5 separate regions of the Mus musculus genome follow, and regions 1, 2, 3 and 5 are each linked to region 4. A link is a loop called in an ENCODE intact Hi-C map of the cell type or tissue named here. Cell type or tissue: heart. All regions are shown on one strand.

What was found. A loop is a pair of places that touch in the nucleus more often than their neighbours do. Peaks named below come from ENCODE experiments on the same cell type or tissue, not always from the same donor. Only the 100,000 strongest peaks of a DNase experiment are listed, where the experiment ranks them.
Region 1: a loop joins it to region 4, with 2.4 times the contacts of the local background. A loop is called at or near these places in 4 of 42 quality-filtered maps.
Region 2: a loop joins it to region 4, with 9 times the contacts of the local background. A loop is called at or near these places in 6 of 42 quality-filtered maps.
Region 3: a loop joins it to region 4, with 2.1 times the contacts of the local background. A loop is called at or near these places in 2 of 42 quality-filtered maps.
Region 5: it touches region 4 in a loop (5-fold over the local background); 9 of 42 quality-filtered maps call a loop at or near these places.

Annotation. Positions count from the first base shown.
Region 1 is chr10:96,256,210-96,261,209 of GRCm38, forward strand. It overlaps Gm40747 (a long non-coding RNA gene), which reads right to left and starts at 2,699. Exons shown (of 3, transcript XR_001779846.2): 1 at 2,426-2,699. In heart, no CTCF peak of the experiment used is centred here; a DNase peak (open chromatin) is centred at 1,972.
Region 2 is chr10:96,236,300-96,241,299 of GRCm38, forward strand. The region is part of intron 1 of 4930459C07Rik (RIKEN cDNA 4930459C07 gene); the gene reads left to right. The region is part of intron 2 of Gm40747 (a long non-coding RNA gene); the gene reads right to left. Among named protein-coding and RNA genes, the nearest start is that of 4930459C07Rik, 13 kb to the left of the region's middle. In heart, no CTCF peak of the experiment used is centred here; DNase peaks (open chromatin) are centred at 2,162 and 2,782.
Region 3 is chr10:96,752,763-96,757,762 of GRCm38, forward strand. No RefSeq gene overlaps it. Among named protein-coding and RNA genes, the nearest start is that of Gm33897, 40 kb to the left of the region's middle. In heart, a CTCF peak has its summit at 2,450; no DNase peak of the experiment used is centred here; H3K27ac peaks cover 3,243 bases.
Region 4 is chr10:96,330,633-96,335,632 of GRCm38, forward strand. The region is part of intron 2 of Gm33782 (a long non-coding RNA gene); the gene reads left to right. Among named protein-coding and RNA genes, the nearest start is that of Gm33782, 24 kb to the left of the region's middle. In heart, CTCF peaks have their summits at 2,238 and 2,784 (motif pointing right); DNase peaks (open chromatin) are centred at 2,359 and 2,799.
Region 5 is chr10:96,210,934-96,215,933 of GRCm38, forward strand. No RefSeq gene overlaps it. Among named protein-coding and RNA genes, the nearest start is that of 4930459C07Rik, 13 kb to the right of the region's middle. In heart, a CTCF peak has its summit at 3,122 (motif pointing right); a DNase peak (open chromatin) is centred at 3,148; H3K27ac peaks cover 498 bases.

The DNA of each region.
Region 1 (5,000 bases), 74 kb before region 4:
ACTTTTACTATGATGTCGAGCCATTTTCCTTTGTGCCTTGTATGTAACTGTCTGCCTTTTAAAAGTATTCAGGATGGGTAGGAGTAATGCCAGGGTGCATTGAATGGGAAATACTGTCTGGGGTATTTCTGCTTATTTGCTATAAAAATAACAACTCGTTCTTCCCACAATGTAAGGGATAGGATGAGGCATACCCTTAGCTGTGGCGTTAAAATTTGCCATTTATTTTTATGACCACATTTAAAACTTCCGTGGGATACTCTATAGCTATGAGTGACCATGGAGATGTCATGCTTCACGCTGGGACTTTTGGTAGAAAGTGAGATTTTTATTTCCATTGCAGATTTTGGAAATTCTGGCCTCGGGTGGATGAATTAGGGCCAATTCTTTCATTATATTTACTTAAAATTTAAAAAAAAACCTGGCTTTTGAAAATGTAATGAGAGTAATTCAATATAATTTCTTAGATTTCCAGAAAACCTTGCCAGTCTCAGACACCGTACATAACTCTTAACTGCTCTGACTTCCGGTTTGGTTGTGTTTCCGGATGAGACTCTTAGGTGACTAATTCTGTAGCCATGCTCAGCTATCTAAAACTGGTGTCAGTGATGGGCTGTCGAGACTGCTTCTGTACATACGTCTTATTGAATATCTCAAAGACCTGACACATTTAGGGGAAGGGAAATGTTGCTTGAAAACAGAGAATAAAAGTTGATAACCACATACCATGATTCAAATACCAAGGATATGGAGGAAGGGATGGAGCATTTAACTGGGATTGACCTTGAAATAGAAAGTCTACGACAAAGAACCTCTTCAGTACAATAATGTCAACTTTTAAGTGTCAAGTTGCACATGAGGGTAGAATTTATGGTGCCAACGGGCATGAAGAAAAGCTTATGAAGTTGAACTGAGTTTGTTGATGTCCAGCCAGCCTGGGGGACATGGGAATATACTTTAGAATGCTTAAAAGAAACTGTCAAACCTCCTGCAAATCCCAAATAATTTTTAGAGGATATCTTTCAAGGTTTAAAGATTTGGTACTTGGCAAGTCCTTTTACTATTTTAGAGGTGTGGACTGAATTCCTAAAAAATAACTGCACTTAATTTTTATTTAGCTTTCACAATATAAAATATTGTTATAAATGTGTTATATACATTATATATTGATTACATATATAATGTACATTATATATAAGCACAATATAATGTACACATATTATACATGTGTATTATATATACATAGTATATATTGTGTTTATACTTGTGTCAATCATTTCTGAACCTTCCAAGGACTCTCATGAGTAGATTTGTGGTAAGGAAGAAAGAAAAAAAGAGAAGGTAATTGAGGGTGTGTGTGAAGTAAGAGTTTAGCTTATGTGGCTGGAGAGGTGGATCAGCAGTTAAGAGCATTTGATGCTCTCACAGAGAACCCAAGTTCTGTTCCCAGCACCCACAAGACAGATCGCACCTATTTAGAACTCCAGTTCTAGGGGATCCAAAGACCTTTTCTGGCTTTTGAGGGCACCCAGGGCACATACACTGGGCTCAGACACTCATTTTTGTTTCTTGTGTTTAATATATAGACACAAAAGAAACCCATCTCTAAACAGTGAATTTACCTTATGAATGCACCATCATGGGCTCAGCAGATAGTTTATGTAAACCATTTTTGTCTTTGGTGAGTTTCTTCTGCATTTTCTCTCTGCGGTGATGCTATCAAGAGGATACGTCAGCGAGCTCTAACTAATCTTACTTCAGTGTAAATCAGGAGATAAAGCTCTCTTTAAAAATTTCCTTCCCAGAAAAGGAAATCCCTTCTAGATAACAGGGATTTTTTTTTTATCAGTTTTCTCTGTAATGCAGTTCTCTTGGCAAATTCAATAGGAAACAAAGAAAACTCCCAGGCAGGTGGTTCCTGTCTCTTTCCAGCCAAGAAATGCAGACTATGCTCTGTCTTCAGTGCTTGGCTCTGTCCCCTTTCTCCCTTATTCCTGAACACGTGCTTTTCTGACTGGCAGCTGTTGGCATTCTCAACCTGTGGGTCGCAACCTCTTTAGGGGTCAAGCGACCTTTTTACAGGGGTCGAACACCAGATATCCTGCATATTCGATATTTACATTACGATTCATAACAGTAGCAAAATTGCAGTTATGAAGTAGCAGTGAAGTAATTTTATGGTTGGTGGGGGTGGGGTGGGGGGGTCACCACAACATGAAGAACTGCCTTAGGAAGGTTGGAAACCACTGGTTCATTGGATAAAAATGAGGGGTTACCTGCTCAAGTGGACTTGGACTCTTCTGTCACTCAGGTTCTCTGACTCAGAATGTGAGTTCAACTAGACGTATTTATTGTCCATTGAATAGAGTGTACCAGTCAGGGTTATGTTACGGTAACAAATGCCCCCCCCCCCCATCTTCATCACCTTAGAGAAGCACTGATATGTTGCTCCGCTTACTGACTGTAGGTCAGGTGTGGTTCTGTCCCTTGTCCATTTTCTGTGTTCCTTTTCAGATCTGTTTGACCGAGGAAGTTCCATACAGGGATAAAATGAACCCGCATTAGAGGGAAGACAGGCTTCTTCTAGGCCTTTCTCTTCAATCCCTGGTCATTTGCCGAAGGACATCTGGAGTCCCAGACTGATAAGATTGTAAAATCCAACCCCATGGAGAGACTCTTTGGATAGTCATGGACTTTGCTAACATATGAGGCACACTGTCTAATGTCTCGTTCTCCCCTAGAGGACTAACAACCTGGGTCAACTTGAGCCCTTCCAGACTACGTCATAATCTATTAGCTTTATCTTTTCTAGAAAATGCCAAACCTGCGGGGTGAGGTTTGTTTCACAGTATTTTGAAAGCACTAAGACTACTGAGATAATGCAACTGAGTGTTGTGAAGAAACCTTTAAATTATGTCTGGATATCGATCTCTTCAGTTTTAGAATTTACCAATCAATGTGTTCAGTAAGCGGTCTTCCCTTCAGCGGGCCTTAGTCCATGCATGGACACCTCTCCTTACAATAATAGAAAAGAATGGCAGAATACTTCCCTGCTTCATTCTCCGAACGGATTGGAAATGAACTCAGGGACAAGGTGACACCTCGAAAGGGAAGTCACTGCCTGTGACCAATCCCTGGCCCATTCATTCTAGCCACATTCATTCCCCAGAATGAGAAAGTGATTCGGCTGTTGCTTTTCTCTCCATCAGCACTGCAAGAGAGTGTGAAGCATTGGTATTCGATTAGTCATGTCTTACATAAATACGAGTGCCCTTTCTTATCAGCCAAACTAAGCCGGGCGCTTAACAGTGGCTCAGGCAGCCTAAATTTTTACCCAGAAGGACCTTCTAGTTGGAATGAGACTGCGGCACACCTTATCCTCACACAGACAGCTGATGACAACCCGTGACAAATGTTAAGAAAGATGCTTATAAGGGGACTTTGAGAAAAATATAAGAAATATGATTTACTTTGTTTTCTGGTTAAGGCTTTTTATAAGACAACAACTGAGCTGAGATCCGAATGCAGATTAGAAAGGATGAGGAGGAATCAGTTGTGGGATATGCAAAGGCCAAGTGAGGAGACAAAGAGAGGCCAGTTGGGAGGGAACACAAAAAGCCAAGCAGCCACAAAATGACAGGTGGGTAGAGCCAGTTCACGCATGGACTTGCCTGCCCTTAGAAGGTTTGGGGTGGTATCCACGGACAACTCTTTAGGAAGAAGCGAGTAAACAAAGCAGAATCTTCAGACATCACTCAGGTTATCATGGGAAATCGATGCGGTGATAACAAAGCAGGACACCGACAAAATATCTTTCGTAATTGTGGAGATGATAATTTCCCACATTTTATCAGATTCACGTTCCCCAGTAGATTAAGATCCATTGATTTACATGATCATATGACCAGCCCAAAGTCACCTCACCCTTAGACTGTAAGCCTGGGTACAGCTTGATCTGTTTGGAAAGCTTGGGTGAATGCTAGAGTTTAGCTCTCTTTCCTTGAGAAGAATTTGTGGGACATAGCTTGGCAGAGACCTCATTTCCTAGCCCATTGTATCTTCCTTCCCTCTTCTGTGTGTGTGTGTGTGTGTGTGTGTTGGGGTTGTGTATCAAGTGACTGTATCTGGTCATCAGAGCATACATAGAATACCCAGTTGACACTTGAGTCTATGTCTTAATGTTTCCACAGTTTTCCTGGTTTTCTAGCAACCTTGGGAAGCATGTTTTCAAAATGGCAGCGTCACAAGTAAAGGATCTGTTTTCTGAGTTATGGAGGCAGCCGGGACAGCTGTCCAACTGTGAACACCTGCACTGTGTTCTTAGTGACTGAGGAATATGTTTTTATTATCTTACATAATTGAAATTTACAGTTCTTTATTGGAACAGTTAATCCACCCTGGCAAACAAAAGTAGCATTTAACCCAGAGAGATACAGTAAAATAGGTGCATTGGCTGGGCAAGAGACCTAGCCTCATTTCTTCTGGAATCAAAATTCCAACTCAATTCTTCTCTGAGATAGAAAGGGCAATTTGCAAATTCATCTGGAATCATAAAAAAAACCTAGGATAGCAAAAACTATTCTCAACAATAAAAGAGCCTCTGGTGGAATCACCATGCCTGACATTAAGCTGTACTACAGAGCAATTGTCATAAAAACTGCATGGTACTGGTACAGTGACAGACAGGTAGATCAATGGAATCAAGAAACAGCACTGTCTGACAGGCCATAATTTCTGGGTATTGTTTTGCAATGTGTGAGTTACTCTGAGCCCCAGTTTCTCACAAACGGTACCCAGAGACTGTGATGGTCTTGGACCACAGGAGCTATGGCTTTAATATTGGTAAAGGAGACATACTTTGAGTAGAGATATTTCCTTACTCATTATTGGATATTTCCATACCCAATAAAGATATTTATTGACTTTCTTGTCAGACAGTTTTTCAAATTTGCCTGGGAAGGCCTAGGGATTTAGCTCAGTGGTAGACTCTGTGCCTAGCT
Region 2 (5,000 bases), 94 kb before region 4:
TCTGAGGCCTCTTTCTTTCTTTCTTTCTTTCTTTCTTTCTTTCTTTCTTTCTTTCTTTCTTTCTTTCTTTCTTCCTTCCTTCCTTCCTTCCTTCCTTCCTTCCTTCCTTCCTTCCTTTCTTTCTTTCTTTCTTTCTTTCTTTCTTTCTTTCTTTTTCTCATCAAAAGCTTTTTATTTCTTTTTTTTTAATTAGGCATTTTCCTCATTTACATTTCCAATGCCATCCCCAAAGTCCCCCATACCCTCCCCCCACTCCCCTATCCACCCACTCCCACTTTTTGGCCCTGACGTTCCTCTGTACTGGGGCATATAAAGTTTGCAAGTCCAATGGGCCTCTCTTTCCAGTGATGGCCGACTAGGCCATCTTTTGATACATATGCAGCTAGAGTCAAGAGCTCCGGGGTACTGGTTAGTTCATAATGTTGTTCCACCTATAGGGTTGCAGATCCCTTTAGTTCCTTGGGTACTTTCTCTAGCTCCTCCATTGGGGGCCCTGTGATCCCTCCAATAGTTGACTGTGAGCATCCACTTCTGTGTTTGCTAGGCCCCGTTATAGTCTCACAAGAGACAGCTATATCAGGCAGGGTTCTGAGGCCTCTTTCAATGTTCAGACATCACAAGTCGGGACTTTGGGGCTTCTAATGTAAAGGGCAGCCTCCACGTGTTCTCTGTGTCTCCAAGTGCTTTTTTTTTTTTTTTTTTTCCTCCTGGAAGATGACCAGATATGGCCCACAGACAGAATCAGCACTGACTACACACCCATGTTTTCCTTTCCCCTTAAAAAATTCAAGATTGTGACCCACATTGGGTACTTTGCAGCAAGCTTGCTAAGTCTTGACCAACTTGGTTTTGGAATAATGAACAATGAGTCAGAGTGGAACCATTCAAAGAAACCCACAAAACATTTCTTCGAGAAAAGATTTGCGGGTAAGGAAAATGATGCTCAGATGTCTAATACGCCCTGCTTGTGGTCATGTAGAGTAGGTTATCCTCATGAAAACTGGAGAGGTACTTGTGCTTTGCACTAATCCTCCTTGTTTATTCATGGAAGTATTAATTGCCTTATTTCTTATTTCCCCCAAGTAAGGGCAAAAGGTAGCTCCCGATACTGGGTCCAGGAAGAATAAAGCTAAGTAAGATTATACACTGGCCATTTCTTATGTAAAGTGCTGCCCTTCATAGAGAGACCTTAGGAATTGTTCTCTTCCTGGGACAGCCAGTGAGTGTTAACTGCTGGAAGCATCTCTCAGCAGTCTACGTAGACAGCTTATTATTTTGAGGGCTGTGAAATGCCATTTAGGTATGGATTGATGTTCTTTTGTTGTTGATCCTCAATCTTCTGAAACAGGAGACCTCAAGGGGTCTATTTTCATGAAATGCCCACCAAAATTTTGCCTCAGTCTGAGCCAACTAGTGGATCACTGATTGCCAGTGCCCAGATGATGACTACCGCCGTGTTTCTCAACCTTGCCATGAGGATAGCACTCTGTGATCTGTGACAATGAGTAGTGAAGTCATTCTTAGGGGCTTCTGGGACAGCTTTCTTTGTGCTCATCCACTGAGTTGATGGTTGGTGACTTGAGGACATGATGCATGAATCACAACCTCTGCCCTGATGTCTAAGGTACTACCGTCTGACTTCCAAGACAACTGTGATGAGTCAGATCTCGCCTCTTAGTAGTTAGTTACTTGTGCTGTTTGGAGGGTCTCAGATAAGCCCTTGGGAAGTTTGTCAGCTGGTCTGGTTGACTAGCAGGATTTTGTTTCCCATAATCGGGTGGCCATTTAATAACCTTCTTTGCCTTTGGGTTCCCAAGTTAATAGAGCTCTGAAAAATATAATCCCTTCTAATTAAGTTTTACCACATGGTTTAATGCTATAAAGACTTTTACCAGGGGGCTTAGGTCATACTACAAATGCCCCTCTTCCCACTCATGTGGGGGGACGTCTCTGCTTGCTTTGAAACTGAAGTGTTCCCAGATAGTATAACCTTCCTTCAGTTCTTACACGTAGGCTTCCTTATGGGCTTTGATTCTAAAAGAGTAGTTAGACAGTGCTCCTCAGACTGGACTGGGGCTGAGGGTTCTGAAGGCATCCTGCCCCCCCATGAATGCTAAGCAGTCCCGGTGACCACAATGTGGTTGACATTGTCCCAGTGAATGACAGGGCTTGAGAGATGGGGAAACCACACAGCCGTAAGAACTGGCAAGCTTCCACACTTACTGTGTGCCAGAAGAGGAGCCCAGTGGTTTACATGTGCTCTATTATCTGATTTTTCATCATAGTCCAAGAAATGCTTCTATATTCCCACTTTGCAGATGCGACTGTTGAGGCTCTGAAAGGCCAAATTATTTGCCTAAAGCCGTATACACAGTGACAGACTTATGTCACTTGTGTAATTTGGATCCATGGGCTGTTGAATTCTGGAACCTATACTTTAACTGTTATACTGGCTTAGTTCTGTGCAGATACTGCCAGCATCAAGAACAAACTGTATCTAGATATAAATAACACATAAATATGAGCAGGCCTGGTTCATGGACATATTCCTTTAGAGCTCTAAGGAACAAGTTAGCTTTGTGACTTTGACAGAAAACAGAAGGTAGGTTGTGAAGTTTCTTGGGTAATTCTAGGTACTTGGACACCTGTTCAGCTATTCTGGGATTCTGTGGTGGGGGTAAGGGGATACAGGGAGGGTGAGGTCATTATTGCAAAAACCATTTCCTGAAAGCTTGACTTCAGGAAATGCAGGAGCATTAAAAATACCCATTGTGTGGGAGCCGTGGCCAGATCATGACTCACATTTAACAATTGTGTCCATAGGTCACAAAGGATTTGAGGAACATAGGAGATATTCATACTAAACTCTGTCTGTGGGTGGTTCATTATGAAGCGTTCAGTAGGTTGCGAATCATGTTACCATTTCAAGAGTGACATTTACAAGTTTTCCTGGAAACTGTGAGGCCAGACTTCTTCATTCATACATTGATTTGCAATTAGTTGTCCACCTACTAAGTACAAGGAACTGCATTAGTTCCCTTAGGATATTAGAAAAAGAACTAAGTTGCGTTCTTGACCTTTGCGGTGTGTAGGAAGCACCTGCAGGAAAATGGCCTTCTTTGTAAATTTGCCCACATCTTTGCTTTCACAAAAGGAAGGCCAACTCTTAAAGGAAGATGCTTCAGTTCATTTCCACCACAAAGAAAGGGCTCTAAGTAAATCTGCCAACTCTCAGAACTTATTCCCAGCAATCCCTGGGAGAGGCTTGGCTTGGGCTTGGTAGGTACTTTTTCTGTCATTGTAAGAATGAGACCAGGTGAAGGGAACAGAAATTATTAATTGAATGATCCTGTGCATTTTTTTTAAAATTGGCACTGAGAATGTTTTTGTTTATTATTTCTAATTTATATTTTATTCAAAGTTATATATTCTAAATAAGATATATACATATGCATTACAAAAGGCAGTAATAATCTTCTCCTAGGAAGCTACCCCAAACCCAAGGTTCAGAATAGCATCAATACTTTGCATTTCCCTATGCCTTCTTTCTCTGTCCTAGCATCCCATCTCTCCCCTTTGGAGGAAGCCATTGTCTTGAAACTATGCTTACAAGATAGAGAATGGAGGTCTCAACTCCTCCAGTCTGTTCACGATGAGGCAAAGCTGAAGGAGAAGTAGCTCAGTACTCAGGGTTCATTTCACCATGGCAGAAAGACTCATATTGGTGGCTGTGTTTATTTCCATACAGGCTCCTACTGGTTACATGGAGACATAGTGTCTGGCAAAGGAGTGGATCATCTGAAGACCTTGGTATTAGAAGTGAGTCCAGGACCAATCCTAATGAATGACTCTGTAGGAACCAGGCAGATATGAAGGCTAGGGTGATGGCTCAGTCAGGAAGAGCTCTTTCTGTGAAAGTATGAAAACTGGACTTAAACCCTAGAATCCATATAAAATAGTAGATGCAGTCACATGTGCACCTATAATCCCAAGTGTCTGGGAGGACAGAAAACAAGAGGGTCACTGGGGCTTGCTGGCCACCAGCCTGGTAAATAAGGCAGAGGACAACAAAACAGGGTGCTTGATGCCTTCCTCTGGCCTCCATTGAGATACACCTCCCTGGGAATGAGAATGCTTGTGCTCACTCACCACACACACACACACACACACACAGAATCACAGGATATTTTATAAAAAGTAATAAGAAACTATTTAGTATATATTATTTAATATTCTAATTTTTTATTGTTTTGAAAAATTCAACTAAATACCACAAGTTAATAACTGGTGATCAAAATAAACTTCAGAAGGCTGAAATATTAGCTCACTAGAAACACGGAGGAAAACATGTTATTATCAACTCTTCGGAGAGGCCATGATCTTTTTTTTTTTTAAACTTTGAAATGACAGAGGAAACCACAAGGAGAAATGATTGACACTTGCAGTTACGTAAGAAAATGGTAAATATACAACCAGCAATATAACTTAGGCCAGCAGATGGAAGCGACTTTTATCTAACATGACACCCAAGCTCTCATCTGTGGGGGAACCTCCCAGGAAGCTGAGTACAGTGGCAAACTCTTTCCAATGTGTTGGATGCAGAAGGAATAGAGAAAGATGGGCTCCAGGTGGGAACAAGACATCTGTTCACACTATGCATGAGGAGAAGGTTGTGGGCCTGATACCCAGCTATGTCTCCTGACTCTTTGGGAACTGGGGAATTGGAATGGTTCTAGGACAAAGGAGATTGTTGCGATCTAGATCTTTGTCTATTGAGGTGGGGTCACTAGAATGTAGGAGCTACAAAAGCACTCAGATATAGCATTTGGGAAGAATTAGGAAACATTTCTCAAGACTCTGACAAGGAAATGAGCTGTTTCTGCTGGGTAGGGAGAGACAGTGCCTCCCAGAGATTTTATGGCAGATAAGGACATACTGCAAGGAAGTAGTATTAGTAGTAGACAGACTGTCTTTTTGCTTTAAGAATCCACAGGGTAGTG
Region 3 (5,000 bases), 420 kb after region 4:
GCCAGGAGTTGAAAGAGGCAGGGAGACTTGCGAAGCCTGGAACTAGCTCCTCTCTTCTTTAGCCTAGGTCCATCCAAGAATGGTCCATGGACCAGGTGGCTTCCCCAAGATGCTTATCTCTGGTCTGTGACAGGGAAGCTACAGAAAATAAGATTAAACATTCGAAAACATCTGTAAATATCAGCCACTGAAAGCCAACTTCATTATTTGCCTCATGAAAAAAAGAAAAACAACAACCAAAGACTAAAACAAGAAACCTTGTCATTCCCCCACTGAAATGGAATCTAATATGTTGTCATGGGATTTTGCTGTCCCAGTGACTTAGTAAGACATGTTCACGTGCTTGCAGATGGAAACATCTGGAAACCTATCAGGTGTGAATGACAAAACATGTCGCAAGATTGCAAGTGACCTGGGAAGGCTGATGAACAGGCACATTAATAACGTCATGCTAATGGATTTTCTATGCAGATAATGGGCCAGCCACAGTTCACTCATCAGCTAATACAGTTGTAATGTGTTGTTTCCTATCTGAGCGAGAAGGCAGTCACATTCGGATATTACAGATGCCTCCGACACACACACACACACACACACACACACACACACACACACACATACACACACACACATACACACACACACACACAAACACACACAAACACACACACACACACACACACACAAACACACACACACACACACACACACACACACACACGAATACTCATTCCCCTTTGAGGTAAATGTATTCTAAACTGATAAGTTATCACCTTCCCCAACTTTCCTGGAAATCCAAGCAAATAACATTTCTATGATGGTCCTCATGCTTTTGTTGAATGTGCATATTAAAAACAAAGGAAAGAAAAAAAAAAGGCAGACAGACTTTTTCCTTTCCTCTTTTAGAATCTGTTCCAAGGAGTCAAGCCTGCCAGAGAAAACAGACAAACTCTAAAGCACAACAATGCCTATTATGTGTGGGGTGGGCACTGCCAGACTCTGATTACTGTCCAGACATTAACCCCTGGAGTGTCTTAGGAAAGAAAGACCAAGTCGGAATCCAGACATTTCCAGAATTCTACAGACATTTGTGGTGTGAGAACCTGTGTTTTTATAGTAAGTACTGACAGAGGGACAGGCAAGTGAAAGACCCCACTGCTCCTGCCCTGCATGTTTTCAAGCCTCATTCTTCCAAGCAGACTAGACAGACCCCCTTGCCTCTGCCCTTGCCTTTGTGGGCTTGTCTGATGATGCGTGAGTATATGCCCCTTCCTACCTCCCCTATGTGTGGTGTCCACTCCAGGTCAGAGGGACTCGTCAACTTCTGCAACCATGGAGGAAACTCTGTGGGTTTGTTAAGGTCACCCCTTCATAGTAAGGCTGCTGGAAACAAAATGAAACACAAACAGAAAAACTCTTAGGAAAAGTTTCTTTCTCTTCCTCACACATCCTTTGCAGGTCAACAGTCTCAGATCTCAGATAAGGAGAGCCCCCAATGCTGCCCCCACTGAGAGGTTGATATAATGTGTAAGCAGACTATCTAGTATATGCCTGTAAACTGTCTATGTGTGTGCTGTGCAGTAAGAGAGCTGGACTTAGGCAGTTCTGACTCAGGGCTAATTACACAGAATGGGAGGAAAAAGTAGGCGGGGGATTTGTCAAGGCTGTCTCTACTTACCTTATCTTTATGTTACCCATCATTGATATCCTTTGGGTCATTGCTGTGCTGTGCTAAAAGAAAGCCTCCAAAATGATAAAGTCATCTTAACTAGATGTAATGATGACGCCTAGGGAAGTCACTGCAGATGCAAAAGCACCCTGAACTTTTCTGTTCATTGAAATGATACGATTCTATAGGCTGTTTCAGAGATGAGATGTCTGTTCTCTGGATGAAAAGGCACCTTGAATGGAGGGCCAAGAAGAATGGATCTCATTGTTGCCCTTGTTTCTTTCACCTTGAAGGCACAGCTGCTCAGTGTTTCCCCCCCACAGACCATAAATATACAAAAAAGAAATGTAGTGTCCCTTAGTCCAGAGGTTCTCAACCTGTGGGTCTAGACCCCTGTGGGGGAATTACATATCAGATATCCTGTGTATCAGATATCTATATTACGATTCATAGCAGTGGCAAAGCTATAGTCATGAAGTAGCAATGAAACAATTTTATGGTCTGGGTCCCTACAATGCAGTGAACTGTACTAAAGACTTGTAGCATTAGGATGGTTGAGAACCACCACATTAGTCCATTCTAAGGAAGGGGTCCCCCTCTGCTAACATTGGTCAGTGCAGCATCCTCAGAGTGGGGGAACCCTTTTGCAGCCAAGGGAGGGATCTGGCTCCAAAGCAAGAGAACAGTGAACTTCCCACCAGGCTGCTTCTAAGCCTTACTGTTCTGTTCTGGACACATGGAAGGCAATTTACGTGGATGTGATCTGGATCCTGGACAGCCCCCCTACCTTAGTTCTTTGGAATTTCACTCTGAAAAAGAAAGGCCTCTCTTTGACATTTAGGGGTTTAGGATCTCAGACTGAAAACATTCCCAGACTAGTGGTAATAATTCTGGCTTCTGTGCACAGTTTAAAAGAAGAATAGTAGACTCTCTTATATTCATTTTGGTGTCTTCTTAGCTGCCACAGTACTTAACAAAACACCTCATTCCTACTTTTTAAAGGGTATCCTGAGACTGCATATGATTCCGGATATTTGCCGGAAACGCTGCCCATTGTTTTCAAAGGGCGTGGGCCAAATGCCCATCATTAAGACCCTGAAGTGATTGCATGGACATGAAGAAGAGGAATAGGCCTGCATGAGAGAAAATAACTGTCTGAGACTTCATGAGTCTCAAACAATGGGGCAGCTGCTTTCCTATAAACAGATGATTATTATTATTTCTACCTAGACAGCTTGATAGCAGGCATTATCTTCTCTCTGAGTGTCTTATCGAGTTCTGGCTGTGTGAGGCGTGGGTGATAAGGGGTAAGAAATGTCACCCATGGGATTGTCAAGGACTATTTCCATGCAGTCTGCACAGCAGCCAGTGTCTCAGAACTGAAAGGGAGTCCTATTGTTCACACTGGGCCCTCACTCTTCCGACTACGCCGGGAGTGAAGAAAAGAAGACAGACGGAGCTGCTATTGTGTGGGGGGATTGAGATTTCATTACTCTCAGCTGAACGTCAAGCAGTCTTGATTTTTGAAAAGCAGAATCAGCTGTGGAAGATTTTGAAGGGAGAGAAGAAGAATGAAGTGAGCTCAGAGATTCTTAGACCTGGGAAGGGGTGTGAAAAAAGAGAATGTGGCGTTCTCAAATCTCTGGACTTAAGATCCGAGACACGTGAGCCCTGGAGTGATGAGCAATATCCCCTAACCACAGTGTGCGATCCAGTTCTTATGTATTCTCTCTCTCCTGCACCAGTCCTCAGGAAATCAGTTTTTCAGATTGCTCTTTCATCATCTCTTTCTTCATCGTACTAAGTCCTGGAAAGGAATTAATATGTTATTGCAATTAAACATTATGAATGTTCTGCCTCTGAATATTTGAGAAAAACAATAAAATCTCTTTCTATTTTTGTTTCACTATTTCAGTTTCCTAGCCTTATATTTCCTTTGAGAAAACATGGCATCAGGAAGAAGAGAAAAAAAAAAATACAAAGGTGTGCTGTGTTCATAGAGAGTTCCCTACAAAGTGTTCCAAATACTTGAGTCATCTCTGGGCAGTATTAGGGTCACGTTGATGTTATAGTGCAGGCTACTTGGGAAAGAACCAACTCTGTTCCCCCCCCCCTCCCCACACACACAATGTTTTCAATCTCTGTGGTAGATGGAATTTCAAATGAATAAGATACTTTGCTCTTAAACCAACACAAGGGAAATCTTAGCCATGGCGTCACAGAGATAGGGAAAGAATCAGCCTGAGGAAGGAAGGGCAAAGAGGAGGCACAAAGAGGCAAGGGGGACGTGGGGAAGGACAAGTGGCTTTGGCTCCTCCTGCCTTGTGATTGCAGGGGTGGAGGTCTCTTGTCTGTGTTCCTGTAGCACCTTGGCTGAAATGAGTTCTGGAGGCACGTTTGTTAGTTGACTTAGTGAAAAGATTCAGGCTCTCAGCATTAAGATATGGGAGGAATGCTACTTCAACTAGGGAGATTGTTTCCTGTTGTTTGAGACAGTGTCTCACTATGGGGCTGAGTCTGGCCTGGAATTTCTAATCACTATAATCAGCTCTCTAACGTGATAGGATTACAGGTGTGTCCCACCATGCCTGGCTCAATTATTCTAGTCTCTTCAGCCCTTGAGAATTTAGTAGGAAGCCTAGATTTACAACTATTAAAAACTTTTAAAATATATTAATTTGTTATCTTTAAAGAACGTTTTAAATGTATTCCTTGACAAGTTCATGAATGCATACAGTGTATCTGGATAGCCACCGAACTCTTCCCTCTCCTTTACCAAATAACACAAATATGTTCACCTTATGAATTTCCCAGCCATTGGCTTTTATACCACCAGATAAAACCCTCCTGTGGATCTGGCCTCAAAGTCAATCAGAAAGTGGTTGATTGACCCCACAACAAGTGCAAGTATAGCACCACTGTGTGTGTCTTGCCTGACAGGTTGGTAGTGTAGCATGGAGGGGCCACAGCTAAGAAAGGCTGCTGCAGATAATTCTCCCTCAGCAGTCTGTGTAGCACCTCATGACACTATAAAAGCTAGCATAAGGTGTAATGGTTTGTATTTGCTTGGCCCAGGGAGTGGCACTATTTGGAGGTGTGACCTTCGTGGAGTAGGTGTGGCTTTGCTGGAGTAGGTGTGTCACTGTGGGTGTGGGCTATAGGAGCCTCATCCTAGCTGCCTGGAAGTCAGTATTCTGCTAGCAGCCTTCAGATGAAGAAATAGAATTCTCAGCTCCTCCTGTACCATGCCTGCCTGCATGCTGCCATGCTTCCTGCCTTGATGATAATGGACTGAACCTCTGAACCAGCCCCAATTAAATGTTGTTCTTAT
Region 4 (5,000 bases):
TGTCCATGATTTAACATTCTCACTTTACACTAGAATTTTATTATGAGAAATAGAACAGATGGCAAGAAGAGCTAGAGGTGAATAAGAACCAGAAGGAGACCTAAGGCTGATACTTACTCGGGTTACTTATAATGCACACAGCCTACAAAGTAAGGGAGAGCAAAAACCCTGCAAGTATATGACTTTTATGCTTCATTTATTAGTTTCATGTGGTGAGTTTTATGGCCTTTAGAATGTGGACAGAGATTGAGTTTCACTTTTAAAAGGAGTACTTTGCTCTGTGGTCCAGTGCATGACCATCAGACAACAAATTAATTCTCCCCATAAATACTTAAATGTGCTTCAGCTCGCACTTCTCCTTCGTCTTTTGTTGGGTTTGACTTTTGTAACAATACCCATTGTGCCCAGTGAGTGTCTGCTGTCAGCTGGCTCTTAATGAACCTGAAAGGCATTGAGGTCCCCAGCAAGCCAAGATGCTGAATAGTGGAGTCTCAGTTGAGAAAAAAAGAAAACAGCCCATAGCAAATGTTTGTTCTCTGATTCATTGTCACAGATCGATCGGCTGTACATTTTCAACAACTTAAAAAAATGAGGACGCCCAAAGTTCTTAAAACTTTCTAGAAATGGTTAATGTAGCATTTGTGGACCATGGTTGTATGTTAGGAAAACCCAAGAAGTGTTTCACTTCCCCAGTGCCCTGGCTACAAACTTCTCTAATTCAACCAGAATCTTTGTGTTTAGACCTGTGTAAGTCCTGTGTGTATGTATATACATTCCTGTGTGTGTGAAGATGTGCTTGTATATATCCTGCCCATGCATTTCAGCATCTGCCCTAAATCATCACAGCAATACACTGGTTTTGAAACACGATCTCTCAATGAACCTACAGCTTGAGGATTCAGCAAGAGCGGCTGGCTGTCCAACAACCTTCGGGGGATTTTCTTTGTCTTTGTCTCCCCTGTGCTAGAATACCCATATAGATTATTGTCTTGCCTAGTTTTATGTAATCTTCACACAAGCTAGAGTCATTGGAGAGAATGCTTCCTTTAGATCAGGCTATAGGCAAGCCTGTAGAACATTTTCTTAATTAGTGATTGAATGTGGAAGGGCCCCGTTGTCGTTGATTACCACCCCGGCCTGGTGGCTCTGGGTTCTAAAAGAAAGTAGGCTAAGCAAGCCATTGGAAGCAAGGCAGTAAGCACTACCCATCTGTAGCCTATGAATCAAGTCCTTCCTCTGGGTTCCTGACCACTTGGAGTTTCTGCTTTGGCTTCCATGGACTCTGATTCAGGATGTGTACGTCAAATAAACCCTTTCCTCCCCGAGTTGCTTTTGGTGGTAGTGTTTCACCAAAGCAAGATTAACTCTAAGGCAACTGTCTTATCACTTCTCACAGGGGCTCTAGGCATCCAAACTCAAGTCCGCTTGCTTGTATAGCAAGCACTTTAACAACTAAGCCATCTCCCCAGCCAGCACTTTAACAACTAAGCCATCTCCCCAGCCCCGTGCACTGGGATTTTTTTAAACACTCGCGCATTCTAGACTGCTCATTCCCTTCTGTTTAAAGGAATAGCTCCATTATCAGAAAACAATAATTCAACTCTTATGAAATCCCATCCATGGACATGTTAAAGAGATGTGGAAAGGGCTTTGTTCAAGTTACACACACATTTTTACCTGCCCGCTATCACTTTAAAACTTGGATGGATCTTCATTTAAAGAAAAGGGAAGTCCTGATAAAAATGGTAGTGTGCAGTGCCTCTTAAAACACTAGCACTTCAGGACCTTGTCACTGGCTTATCTGAGGGACAAAGAGCTGGTGCAGACTCTTTAGAAGGGGCTATAAGCTTTCTGGTTCTCCACAGACCCTTCCAGTCCTCAGCCTGTTCCCTACCAGGCAGCACTCTGGATATCTGTTTTTGACTCAGTTCACAGAAGTCTGTCAAAGCTCAGGTTCCTTTGTCTCTTCCGTATCCCACACAGGAGATTCAGCATGTGCCAAAGAGCTGCCTTTGACCTGAACGCTCATGCCATCCCTTCACGTCTCTGGTATTGGAAAGGTTATCAGGTTCCTCTCTGAATTCTACTCCAGCTCCTTTCCCCCACCCCAGAGGCTTTGTTCTGTGCTTTTGCTTTAAGAATGAAGACAAAGCCTGACGATACATCTATTCTCCTAAGACTCTAGTTCCTCAAGGCTGAGTGCCAGCTCCCTGATTTGTTTCCCGTCCAGAGCTGCGAATACAGAGACCGCCAACAGGGCAAGGCCATTTTGCTAATGACCTTCGTAGGGCTGACTGCACAGCCAGTCAACAGCAGATCTGAAAATAGAACTCAGGACTTTCAAATCATTGTTCTGCTTGCTGGGCTGTATTTCCTCCCATAAGGGCCTGGTTAAGCAACGTCCTGTTTTGCACAAGCAGAAGTCACAATACACATATGAGAAACTGGACTGGACACAAGGATCACAAGACCGCACCCACCCTTAGGAAAGATGGCTCTGTAGCATGAAGCAGTGCGATTTGTTTCTAGTCCTGCCGGTTTGGGTTGCAAGCGGGCTCACAGCTGGTCAAATCATTGACTTTGCAGTATGTGGTGTTTTAGGAATTTTCAGAGTGCCAAGTGTCAGGTATTTGCCTGACAACACACCAAAAAGACATTTATGCAAGTGACAGAACAGTGTCGTAAGGTGGCCACCAGCTTGGGAATCACTGTGTTTGTGGTGCAAGTGCCATGGGAGAACCAGAAGCTTGGTGGCAGATCATTCTTTTAGGGTATTCCTTGTGGCCTGTAGAGGGCAGATTGAAATCGCAGAGATGCCCCTAGGCACTGTAGTCATCCTGGACTTGGAGGCTGAGGCAAGAGGACCTCGTGATCAAGACCAGGCAGTTCCTTTATTACCTCGAGCTGCCTTAAGGGAAGGAAATGGGGTGGGGGTGGGGGACGACGAAACAGAACAAAACAAACAAACAAAATGACTGGAATTGTCAAAAGTCAATCAATAAGGGAGTTTTATTTGGGAGCTGACAGCAGGATTACGTACAGTCCAGAACACAGGTATACAGGTGGCCACTTGCATGTCCTGAGAACAAAGGAAAGCCTGGGGGGTTTTAGCAAGCAGAGAAATCTACACATGAACATACCTGGTCCTTCTCACTGCCTGTGGGAATGGCAAGGTCTGATGGATGGGTGGGGCAGTGGGTAAAGCTAGTTTGAAGATTGTAGTTGGCAGTTACGCTGTTAGCTACTAAATAAATCAAGTCTTGAACATGCCCAGGGTGTTCCTTTGGACTGTTTCTGGAAGATTGGATCTGGAGCAGGCATGTATTGGTATGATTTCCCTTCCTTGCCTCCAGCCCCCGCCCCCCTCCACCTTAGTGGGGTGTGGTAGGAATGCTTACAGAAGGTTGGGGGGTGGTTTACACTTCCTGATGTTCCTTCAAATTGTTGAGACCTCTCTGTTCCATGCTAGCCCACGTAGAGGGCTTGCTAGCCCTTCAGTGATCTTCAGTGTGTTCTTGGAGAGCAGAGCCTGAGGATGCTAGCTGTTTTTGCCTCTCAGTCAAGCTCCTGGCCGCTCCGCAGGACATAACAGAGTGGATTCCAGGACCCTGAACTAGCTGTAGTACGTGAGCCCTGGATCTATGTCTCACACCTGCCAGACTTGAATCGAATGGCTTTGTGTCTTTGCGTCTGTTTGTTAGTCTGTAAGACAGGCGCGGCAACAGCTGGTAAGACCTCGGAGTCATTATGAAATTGAAATGAGTTGTTATTCATGGATTGCTTCAAAAGATTCTAGACAAAGATAATAGGTTTAGTTGTAGGCAATCAATAAACGACCTAGCAACGGGAAACAACTGCAGTTAGCTATGTGGAACAGGCCGAACACACCACAGGACCCTCCTTCCTTCTCTCCTTCTTTAGAGAAGCCTGCTTTATAGTTCAAAAGTGGGCCCTTGAGATCTCATTCCTCATTGCTCCATACTACAGATAGAGCAACTGAGGCACAGGGAAATTAGGTGATTTATTTATGTTTACCCACCAGGCACGTGACAGGATGGAAGGACAGGGCACTGTATGTACTGATGTCACTCACGGTTTTGCCATCGTTGTGCCAGTTTGGTATTTATTTCCTAGGAAAAAACCATAGAGGAAGCTGCTTGTGATGTTCTTCAGATGCTTAGATAGAATCGTTTACAGACACTTTGGAAGCAGCAAAACATGCAGAAGTACCCATGGGCGGTGATGGCAATGACTAATGCACACATGAGGACTCTTACTGCAGCCTCACTTAGCATATCAAACGGCGTTAAAAATAATAATTAGCCTTGGGAACCCAGAACAAGAACACCCAGTCATTTTGACACACCTAACTGCAATTTGATCTGTGTGTGTGTGTGTGTGTTTCACCTACTCATAGCGGCAGCTGTTCAAGAAACGAACAAAAGACTGTGTGGAAAATGGCAGCGTCAGGAGGTTGTGCTTTCTTTGTTAAAACATGGGAGATGGTGTGTGTGTGTGTGTGTGTGTAATTATTTCCTTGAATGTGTACATGTATACATACATATATATTTTACAGATTTTTACATGTCCTTCAATAGCTTCCTTAGCCATAACTATAAATAGAAATGATGAATGACATTTTTTTTTCTTTCTCAAACCTCAGTTGCTATAACCTAATGTCATGGAAAGCAAATCAAACTGGAGGCTGGGAAATGGAGAATCCGGCCCTTGCTTCTCCATCAAGTACATCTTTGGAAGAGGCCTGGGGAGTTTCTCAGTCTATCAGGGCCACCAATGTTTCAGTCTGAAAACACTACTTTAGTTTGTCATTACCTATACAAGTCCTAATATCTTTTATGTCCTTTCCAAGGAACTTTTATAATAATAAAGAATTTATTTCTGACAGGGGAGGGGAAACATACATCTCAAATTCTAAATCCAGACCTTCACAGTTAACAATGTGCATTAAATTTAGTAGGCTTGTTTTCTTTGTTGTTGTT
Region 5 (5,000 bases), 120 kb before region 4:
AGTGATGGTGTTGAAACGCTTGACCCCAGGTGATCTGGCTCTAGTCCCAGTTGATGTCCACAAAACACAGTATCCCGCCTCTTTTGGGGAGGGGGATCCCATGGCAAGGCATCACGTGATCTGTCCATCATTGCAGGAGTCATAGCTCACCGCTGGAGTAGTGAGGGGCTAGAGATAAGTCCCAAGCTTACTTTGAGGATTCATTAAGGTCACTTACAAGATCTCGAAGGTATCAGTCAGGAATAAATCTTTCTGACTGAAAATCAAACTCCATGATGAAAAAAATCAGGTTGTATAACCCTCCTCGGCCTGATCTCTCTCACAGGCAGAGTCCACACGTTGTGCCCAGCTATCACTGAGGTCGGTGGGAGAGTGTTGTCTGTGATCTAAGCACGAGGGTGGACTCTATGGGGTCAGATCTGCCAAGTCATAACGTTTGAACATGGAGGGGGTGGGGATATTAACAAGTCATGGTGACTTGCCTGGTGTTGTAGATCAGGATGTCAACAATACTTAACGACCACCTATGACACATCACTATTGTGTAAGGATTAAGTTGTATCCTCTTTAGTCCTCCGTACAGGTCCTTGAGGCCTTATCTGTTTTTTTTTTTTTTTGTTGTTGTTGTTTTGTTTTTGTTTTTGTTTTTGTTTTTGATAGAGAGGCACACTCTGAGAGGGCTTGTGACTTTGCCAGTATCACAGACCCTGATGAGCTATTAGGGACTCGACCTGTAACTTCCTCCCTCTAAAGCTCAAATCTCACAGCATACGTGGTATGCACCAAGCATGTCCAGCTACACCCAAGAAGAGGTAAAGTTGCTACCCTCATTCGAGAATCAGTCACCACGACCAACAATTATTGTTATATTCTGAGTTATGGACACTGCCTTCATGGTAAAAGAGAAAGAGACTTTTAGATAAAGGGACAGATGCATGTTTTTTGTTTTGCCATGGGTTTAGATGGAAAGGGTGGCTACCTATGAGCCCACGGGGAAATAGGACAATCGCAATGAAGTCACTGTGGAGCTGTATAGAGGACAACAAAGGGGACTGTGAGAAGCACTTGGCAGCACGGGAGGCTTGTGTGCACATAGGCATTAAGAAAAGAACCTTATGTGCTCACACACTGCCGGTTCGCTGGAACATTAATTCACAAGTACTTAGTTTAGACTTGCAGACTCTTTCATGAGGATTGCATATCCACAGTAAATATAACTAGAATTAAACCTCGCCTAAATATTTAATATGGCAGGCCGTGGAAGATCTTCAATGCTTTAAAGAACTGACTGATACTTTTGATTTTTCTAATCATCGATGCTGAGAAGGCCATATTGCATACATATACAGCCCGAAGTACAGAAATATGTGTAAGGCCATTGTAAAACTTGCTGGAAATCCTGCCTTAAACCCAAGCAAAAGTTAATTGAATGGTGTTGTGTAGGAGCTCAGCAGTGACTTGGATAGCAACCATCAAACATTCAAACACAACATGATCCAAATCTATACTCATGGATGTGACACTCCCTGGCTGGGGCCAGATGACAGGAGCATCTTTGCTTTCCCTAATTCAGCTGTTAACATTTCTAGAAGAGCAGAAAGCTGTGCATATGATAAAATACAAAAAAAAAAAACCAAAAAACAAAAAACAAAACAAAACAAAACAACAACAGCAAAAAACCCCGCAGTCCATAGCGTGCAGGGCGTCTGAGCGTGATGGTTCAATGGACTAGTTGAGCATGATAGTTGGGATGAGTGACGGCATCCATAAGCATACAGGCTCCTGTGTGTTCCGAGCTGAGAGTACAGAGAAGCTGTGCGGTGTAACACAGGCGAGCCTAGCCTGAAGCACCTTGGGATTGTTACACAATTGAGGCTGAATTTATTTTTGATCATTGCACATCCAGGAGTCTTCTGCTATTGTCACTGTCTTTAGAACGGTCACCTTCAGCTAAGCGACCCTGTAGTGGGGTGACGACTTACAGTCAGACGAAGCTGGGCTCTGTAACATCTTTAAATATGCACACAGTATTAATACACCAGTGCAAATGCCTTATGAAAATAGAACATATTTACATATTTTACATTGCTAACCCCACTACTGTGGTGGCATGGGAAGCTGGGTAGCCAACTGATTTTTAATGTAAGATATTAGAAATACTGGCTTTCATATTCATATATATGTATGTATGTATATATATATGTATGTATGTATATACACACACACACATATAGTATGTGTGTATATATATCGTATGTGTATATATATACACGATAATATCGTAACTATACTACCTATACATGTGCATATATATATATATATATATATATAAACTAATTTGAATTGCTACTCCATTGACTAAGTACTTACGATGAATTGTATGACATACATCTCCAGACCCGCCCCCCTGCCAGCCCTGAAGGATATACCTCACTCATTTTCTTTTCTTTCAAGAAACCAATTTTGCTATCTTCAAGCAACCACTTCTTTTGTTGAAGCAAAACAGAACAAACAAACAAACAAAAAATCAACATTAAGATTTTCCTAAGCATTTAGAAACATGTCGAGCAGCCTGGGACATTCTGGAACCCTGTCAGAGCCCTGGTCTGTGAGCTAAGGAAACAATTTTGTTTGATAGAGTTACTATCTTCTGCAAAGGCTGAGTGTATATTATGTCGCATAGTCAGAGCACTGGGGGACACCCCCAGAGGGAGCTTGTGATGAGTAAATAACTTAGTAAGGCAAAGAATGGACACTGTAAAACCATTCCTTAATTCAAGGCCACGTGTTACTTTGGGATTTAAGGAAATATATTGGCATCTTCTATGTGATAAGATGCTTCAAGCATTTATCCTTAAAAAGGACTAAAACCCATTTTTTTTTCTCTCCTGTTTGTATCATTTCCTCCTCCTCCTCCTTACCCCTTCCCCCCCCCCCCAGTCCACTTTTCTCTCTCCCTCCCTCTTTCCCTCTCCCTCCCACTCCTATTCCCTCTGCTTCTTCCCCATCTCCTCTCCTCCCCTTCTATCTCTCCATTCTCCCTTCCTTCCCCTCCCCCTTCTTTCCCTGTGGTCATTGAGACGAAGTTCTTTTAACTAACATCCCATTTCCGCCAGCAGAGGGCACTGTTTGCGCGTTTAAGTAGATGTCTCCGCTTTGTTTTTCCAATGTGAACAGTATCTGAGTCACAGGCAGGCACGCTATTCGGCTGGAAAGATACTGGGGAGAAGGCCTGCCTGAGTGGTAGTGTTTCAACATCATTTTGCCGAACATTTCCTTTGTTCTCGGCTGCTTGGAGGGATGTTCATTGCAAATGCCCTTCTAGTTCCCGGTGGAAAATGTATGTTTTGAATGTGTGTTTTGAAGGCAATGGCATTGGGTCACTCAACGTCTAAATATCACAAGTGCTTCAAACCACTTTAGGTGTCAAATTCTGAATCAAGGTATCAGCCCCAGAGTAGATCGTCTTGCTCCGGGAGCATCATAAATAATTTCTGTAGCAGCATATGACATCATAAAGCAATCAGGCATTCCCTGTACACCATAATCGATGGACTTAGATGTCTTCGGATGGAAGGGTATGGTGAAAGACACTTTTCCTCTCACTGGACTTGAGCACTTTAGAATTAGTCAGTGGCTGCCTATCAAAAACGAAGTGAGTCACGTTCAACTTCCAATATATTGTGGAATATTTTCTCAAGAGTTTCATACACATCATTTATATAATATTGGATTATATATTTTGTGGTGAAGTAAGTACTTTTACATTTTTACGGCAATTATTTAAAAAAAATTAATCAAAGTGTAGATGAGAATGGCATACTTTAACAATGAAAGTCACGGTTAGTCAGATACCTACTTGACTTTCCCAGTCCTCAGTATCTCTCTCAGCTCAGGTATAACTTTTCATTTTGGAACCTGTATTTTAGTCCACCCCCCCACCCACCATCTCTGAAACAATCAGCTTGTCTTGCTATTCTCTAAGCTACTACTTTTAGATGTTAGCTGCTGTTTGACTGTAGCAGGAGTATGTTGCCCAGGGTTGTGTGTGTGTTTGTTAAAGCTCGGTCGCCAGTGTGGTGATGCTGGAGACAGGCACCTTTAAGAGAAGGTGGGGTAATTAGACCAAGGTAATTATTTCACACGGAAGGGATCAAAGCCATGTGTATGGGAACCCGCTGACTTCCTCTTAGAGTGGGTTGTTATAAAACATAACGCTCACCTTTCTCATGATCTGGCTTCCTGCCTCTGCCATGTGTTGTCTCTTTCCTTGCACTGGCTCCCCCACGGCACCATCTGCCACAGGGTAGCACACATAGGGGACTGTCACCAAGGGCCAAACACTCTAGGTTTACCCAGGGTTGAATTGTCAGACTCAAAAATTGTAAGCTAAACAGATCTCTCATCATTCCACAACCCAAGGTGGTTTGTTAGAGCCAAGCAAAGCGGGATTGTCTAATACTGTGAATTGTCCTTTTGGAATGTACCGATAGATAAGACTCTCACCTCTCTGTCCCTCTGCTCACCTTATTTCTGTCACATCTCTGTTGGTTACCTGTTCAGCTGTAGGAAGAGCACTTAGACCTTCCATGGTGAGCAGTCTACTCTGAGTGGCCTTGCTGTTCTCCGATGCCTTCTGCCGCCCAGGTTTAGTAAATTTCCTCTACACGATCAAGGTTACTAATGTTTTCCTTGTGCTCTCTGGGCACGATGATAACGTCTTTGTCTACAGTATGTGAACTTATCAATGGCATTTTCCCTGAAAGTCAGGGTTGCTTCTCACGGCGACCGATCGTGTGTTAGTTATTGTTGTACTCCTGTCTCTTACTATGGTGTGGCGTGTGTGCGCGCGCACGCATGCGCAGGAGCGCTTTCTTGTATTTCCATGTGTGGGGTTGCCTATGCATGCACATGCATGTGGAGACCTAGGGTCGATGTGAGGAGGCTTCTTTGATTGCTCTCTACTTTATATAAGAAGGCAGGGCTCTCACTGGCACTGA